2 separate regions of the Homo sapiens genome follow, and region 2 is linked to region 1. A link is an interaction called in ENCODE POLR2A ChIA-PET data of the cell type or tissue named here. Cell type or tissue: endothelial cell of umbilical vein. All regions are shown on one strand. Links, peaks and the distances in the headings refer to the core of each region. The heading gives the core; the rest is flanking DNA. Region 1 overlaps HIF1A (hypoxia inducible factor 1 subunit alpha). Region 2 overlaps PRKCH (protein kinase C eta).

Evidence for each region. ChIA-PET counts read pairs that join two places held together with the same protein. Peaks named below come from ENCODE experiments on the same cell type or tissue, not always from the same donor. Only the 100,000 strongest peaks of a DNase experiment are listed, where the experiment ranks them.
Region 2: POLR2A ChIA-PET joins it to region 1 with 5 read pairs; 3 of 35 experiments call an interaction of 5 or more read pairs at or near these places.

What each region holds. Positions count from the first base shown.
Region 1 is chr14:61,743,338-61,746,262 of GRCh38, reverse strand. It overlaps HIF1A (hypoxia inducible factor 1 subunit alpha), which reads right to left. Exons shown (of 15, transcript NM_001530.4): 13 at 1,450-1,558; 14 at 446-572. The region is part of intron 1 of HIF1A-AS3 (HIF1A antisense RNA 3); the gene reads left to right. Among named protein-coding and RNA genes, the nearest start is that of HIF1A-AS2, 4.3 kb to the left of the region's middle. In endothelial cell of umbilical vein, for the core only: no CTCF peak of the experiment used is centred there; no DNase peak of the experiment used is centred there.
Region 2 is chr14:61,325,336-61,328,260 of GRCh38, reverse strand. All of the region lies in intron 1 of PRKCH (protein kinase C eta), which reads right to left. Among named protein-coding and RNA genes, the nearest start is that of PRKCH-AS1, 4.0 kb to the right of the region's middle. In endothelial cell of umbilical vein, for the core only: no CTCF peak of the experiment used is centred there; a DNase peak (open chromatin) is centred at 1,200; H3K27ac peaks cover 2,229 bases.

The sequences.
Region 1 (2,925 bases), core at 174-2,673:
CATGAAATACAACTGTACTTTTTTTTTTTTTTTTTTTTGAGGCAGAGTCTCACCCTTGTCGCCCAGGCTGGAGTGCAGTGGTGCCATCTTGGCTCACTGCAACCTCTGCCTTCCGGGTTCAAGCAATTCTCATGCCTCAGCCTCCCAAGTAGCTGGGATTACAGGCGCCCGCCACCACGCCCAGCTAATTTTTGTATTTTTAGTAGAGACGGGGTTTCACCATGGTGGCCAGGCTGGTCTCCAACTCCTGACCTCAGATGATCTGGCTGCCTCGGCCTCCCAAAGTGCTGGGATTACAGGTGTGAGCCACCGCGCCCAGCCACAACTTTACTTTTTAATCTTGCTAAGGAACCAAAGTCATTCTCACTTAGATTAAAGCTCCTAAATAAAAATGTTTCATGTATTTTGTCTTTGTGATGTTCAAGGTCAAAAAGAATAAACTAACCAGAGGGTATTAAAATAATTGTCTTTTGCTCCATTCCATTCTGTTCACTAGATTTGCATCCTTTTACACGTTTCCAAGAAAGTGATGTAGTAGCTGCATGATCGTCTGGCTGCTGTAATAATGTTCCCTATAAACAGTAAAGTTATTTCAAGTTTAGTTTGTTGAATTTTTTTTTTAAACAACCAAAAACCTTGAAATTGGTGTAAATTTAATAACATTATAGGCAGTTTCTTAAATACTACCCTAAATTATTTTGAATTCTTTCTTAAGTTATTTGTCATCCATTATGACCATTCTGTCTATAAATACTTTCCAGTTAATTTAGTTTGAAAATATCAGAATGTATTATACCACCATTGACTTACCCCAAAACATAGCAGTTCTTTTTTAAATATGAGATGGACTCTCACTCTCTTACCCAGGCTGGAGTGCAGTGGCCTGATCTCAGCTCATCGCAACCTCCACCTCCCGGGTTCAAGCTATTCTCCTGCCTCAGCCTCCAGAGTGGCTGGGATTATAGTTGTGCACCAACACGCCTGGCTAATTTTTGTATTTTTAGTAGAGACAGGGTTTCACCAAGTTGGCCAGGCTGGTCTCGAACTCCTGACCTCAAGTGATCCTCATCTTGGCCTCCCAAAGTGCTGGGATTACAGGCGTGAGGCACTGTGCCTGGCCAATAGCAGTTCTTTTAATAAGGCAAAGTAACTTAAAGGGAAGAGAATGAGATTGGTGGTGATATTCAGGGTGGAGTAAGGGGAGAACTTCACTTTTTAACTCAAAATACACTGGAATTGTTTGGAATTTTTATACCAAGAATGTATGTATTAAACATTTGTATTTTTAAAAACCAGTGCATACAGAGTAAAAAAACCCAATGTATAACTTCTGAAAATATAACTTTACTATTTGGAAGAAACGTGGAAACACACACACACACACACACACACACACACACACGAAATAGCACATTAGCTAGAAAAGCAAAACCTACTACTCATACTTACAATTCCTACTGCTTGAAAAAGTGAACCATCATGTTCCATTTTTCGCTTTCTCTGAGCATTCTGCAAAGCTAGTATCTTTGGATTTAGTTCTTCCTCAGGAACTGTAGTTCTGAAAAGAAAAAAATTCTAAATGAAAATATAGCGTTTTTAAAAAAAATATCCAGTGAGCGCTTTTAAAGAAAATACATAATTCTTTAGTTCTCCAATATTAAGGAATATAATATACATAAGATAACTTTCCTGATCACTAAAGTTTATCATCTTAAAAGTAAAAGCTTAATTTTTTTTTTTTTTTTTTGGTGAAACACGGTCTTACTCTGTCAGCCAGGCTGGAGTGCAGAGACGTGATCTCTGCTTACTGCAACCAAGCCCTGCCTCTGGAATCAAGTGATCCTCCCACCTCAGCCTCTCAAGTAGCTGGGATTATGACTAATTTATATATACATATTTTTGTAGAGACAGGATTTCACTATGTTGCTCAGGCTGGTCTCAAACTCCTGAGCGCAAGTGATCTGCCCACCTTGGCCTCCCAAAGTGCTGGGATTACAGGCGTGAGCACCTGGCCGTCAAAGCTTAATTTAACAGGAAATTTTCTACAGTATGCGTATCCCTATTTTATAAAATAGAGCTGAACACAACTAAATTGACACTATTGTAGAGTCAAAACAGTTAAATATTGTCCTTTTATTCCACCTAATATAACAATGCAGTGATATTGTTGGGACTATTGAAATACAAGATCAATCTCACATTCGTATAGCATTTTCAGTTTATAAAACATTTCAAGTTCATTAGTTCATTTTAACCTTACTTAAGTTCCCAAGACAGATAAGGCAGGCATATCATACCCATTTTATAAATTAGAACCCTGAGGCCTATTGGGTAACTTTCTCAAAGTCCTACTGCTCACTAGTTGCAATATGGAAGTACACTCTAGGTCTCCAGATCCCTACCTCCCCTCCCCTGCTCTTCCCACTATGCTATTTTTCACTCAGTATTGATCTGGTTATCAAACATGAACTATGTATATCTAAAATTAATATTAAATTGTGAAGAATTGTTCTAATGAGTAAAGTACATCAGCTTTGTTACATTATTTTGACTTTTCAAGACACCCCACAAACCAAATGCATAATCATAATGGCTCCTTGCTGTTCCAGACAGTTGAGAATGCCAAATAGGTAAGTGATCTTATTTTGCAGTTTTCTTTGGTTTTTAAAAAATTTCTCTAAAACTTCTATTATATAGACAGGGAAGTTTAAAAATTCTTATACAGATATATTGTCTTTATGAAATGTAACTCAGTCTATTATGTAAATATCATTGTAGTAGTAGTAGTACTTAGTAATTACGTTTTTAATGGTTTATCTTAATTTTTGAAATTCCTTTCATAAAAGTTTTCAGTGTACACTACATTGGAACTAATGTTTAAAAACAGTTGCTAGCTGGGCACAGTGGCTCACAACTGTCATCCCA
Region 2 (2,925 bases), core at 248-2,747, 420 kb after region 1:
TTTTGAGACGGAGTCTCGCTCTGTTGCCCAGGCCGGACTGCGGACCGCAGTGGCGCAATCTCGGCTCACTGCAAGCTCCGCTTCCCGGGTTCACGCCATTCTCCTGCCTCAGCCTCCCGAGTAGCTGGGACTACAGGCGCCCGCCACCGCGCCCGGCTAATTTTTTGTATTTTTAGTAGAGACGGGGTTTCACCTTGTTAGCCAGGATGGTCTCGATCTCCTGACCTCATGATCCACCCGCCTCGGCCTCCCAAAGTGCTGGGATTACAGGCGTGAGCCACCGCGCCCGGCCCAGGCCCAGTCTTTCAAGCACATATTGGTATGTCATTGATTGATTTAACAGAGGAATACTGTTCATCCAGTAACTCCTCAACTATTTTCATTTCTTTCTTTTAGAAAGATGGAAAGATGCTCCCAAAGTACTTACACTTTACTTGTCCCCCAATCACATAAAATTTCATTTAACAAATATTTAATGTTTACTACATATGAGACATTGTCCCAGGGTTAGGACAGTGAATAAGAGAGGTGGGTCCCTGCTCTCAAGCCATTTGTAATCTAAAGGAGGAAAGTATAATAAGCAAATTCATTAACAAAATGATCTCAGAGAGCAATGAGTGCAACGAAAGACAACAAGATAATAATATGACCAGGAAAATGCTCTCCAAAGGGGAAAATATCTGAGCCACAACCTGTTTGTGATGAGAAGCAGCCGGTCCCACTGTAGCAAAATTCTTCTTACAATGAAAATGAAGACGCTACATAGCCAATACAATTCACATACACTGAAATAAAACTCCCTCAAGATTCTAAAATATATTTTTCCTCTTAAACACTGTGGGTTGATCAGTCAGTGTTAGACATTCCTTCCAATTGGCTCAGAAAAAAATCAATCATGAGAATAAACAACGGCACTACAAAGTACAAAAGAGAATGAACCACTAGATAGAAAATCTGGAAGAATTTTGGTGGTATAAATTCAGACACCTGGATCCAGGAAGGAAGGGAAAAGATAATCCATGATTGTCCAGTAGTAACATGGCTGCTTCACCTGACAGGACTGATTACAAAACAGGTACCTCACTGAGAAATTGAGAGAAAGAGGCCCTCCAGGGCTGCAGAGAACACAATGTCTTCGGGAGGGCTGAACCAGGAAAACAGCCTGGGATCCTGCCAAGCCAGTCCTTCCTTCCTGAGGGGGCGCCAAGGTCTTTCCATGACGCAGCCTCCAGCTCCTCCTGCCTCCCCATGTCCCCAGCACTCTGCATTAAGCATTAGATGCTGGTCCCCATTTAGAAGGTCAGCAAATCAAGAGCAAGTACACGAAAGAAGAAAATAGAGTTTAAACAGAGGCAATTCTTCAGATTTTGGAAGCCAGAGAAATTATGCAAAATAAACATGTTCTAGAAGCAGCAGAAAAAAAACTGACAGTGATAATTTAGAAAATGAGACCATGTCCAAAAATCAGAAACTAATTTGTTTTATTGTGATTTCATTTTTTCTACGCTCCCATTCTCATAAATATTTTCTGCACTAAAGAGGAAATGTAGTTTTCAAGAGTCAGACTTGGCTCAGCTGAAATTCTGTCATTTACTAGCATCTTACTTAACACCTTCAGTAAAATATGGATAAGCGCTGATTGGTTTTTTTCCCCACAGCTTTATTCAGGTATAATTGTCATATAGTAACATGCACATACTTAAAGTGAACTATTTAATAAGCTTTGACATATGTATATAACTGTGAAATCATTGCCACAATCAGAATAACACAAATATTCATCTCCCCTAAAAGTTTCTGCCTCCTTTGTAATCCACCTCCCTTACCTCCACTCTCCATTTTTAGGCACCCACTGATCTGCTTCCTGTCACTATAGACTCCTTTTCATTTCTAGAATTTTGCATAAATGAAACCGTACTTTTTTGTCTAGTTTCTTTCACTCAGCATAATTATTCTGAGATTCATTCCTGTTGTTACATGTGTAATAGTTCATCTTTTTTATTGCTGAGTAATATTCCATTGTATGGATAAACCACAATTGTTTAAACATTCATCTGTTGACATTTGAGTTGTTTCCACTTTGGGGGTTATTACAAATAAAGATGCTATGAACACTCGTGGACAAGCTTTTGTATGAATGATTTCATTTCTTTTAGTAAATACTAAACAGTAAGTTATATAGTAGGCATATGTTTGATAGTTTAAGAAACTGCCAAACTATTTTCCAACATGATTTACCATTTTACATTCCTCACCATAGCATATGAGAGTTCCAGGTGCTCCACTTCCTCACCAACACTTGGTATGGTCAGTCTTATTAATTTTAACCTTTCTAGTGGGAACATACTGAGATCTCATTTTGGTTTTAATTTGCATTTCCTTAATGACTCATGATTTTGAGCATCTTTTAATGTGCTATTTGGCATGAAGGTGAGTGCCTATTGAAATATTTGACAAGTTACAAGTCATTTGTTGGATTTTAAATTAGGTATTTTTCTCATTATTATTGTGCTGTTAGAGTTCTTTTATATATTCATGTTACACATCTTTCATTTACGTATTGCAGTTATTTTCCCCCATTTGTGGCTTGGGTTTTTATTTTCTTAAACATTCTCTGGGAAGCAATAGTTTTTCATTTTGATAAAGTCCAACTTACTGATTTTTTTATAGTTGGTGCCTTTTGTACGCTATCTAAAAATTTTTTGCTGAACCCAAGGTCACTACAATTTTGTTTTCTTATAGAAGTTTCACAGTTAAACTCTTACATTTAGGTCTATAATCCATTTTGAATTAATGTCTTTGTAGGATGTGAGGTAAGTGTCAAGGCTCATATTACTGTATGTGGCTATCCAGTTGTTCAAGCACCATTAGTTGAAAAGACTATCATTTCCCCCACTGAGTTGCCTTCTTGGCAGCTTTATCAGA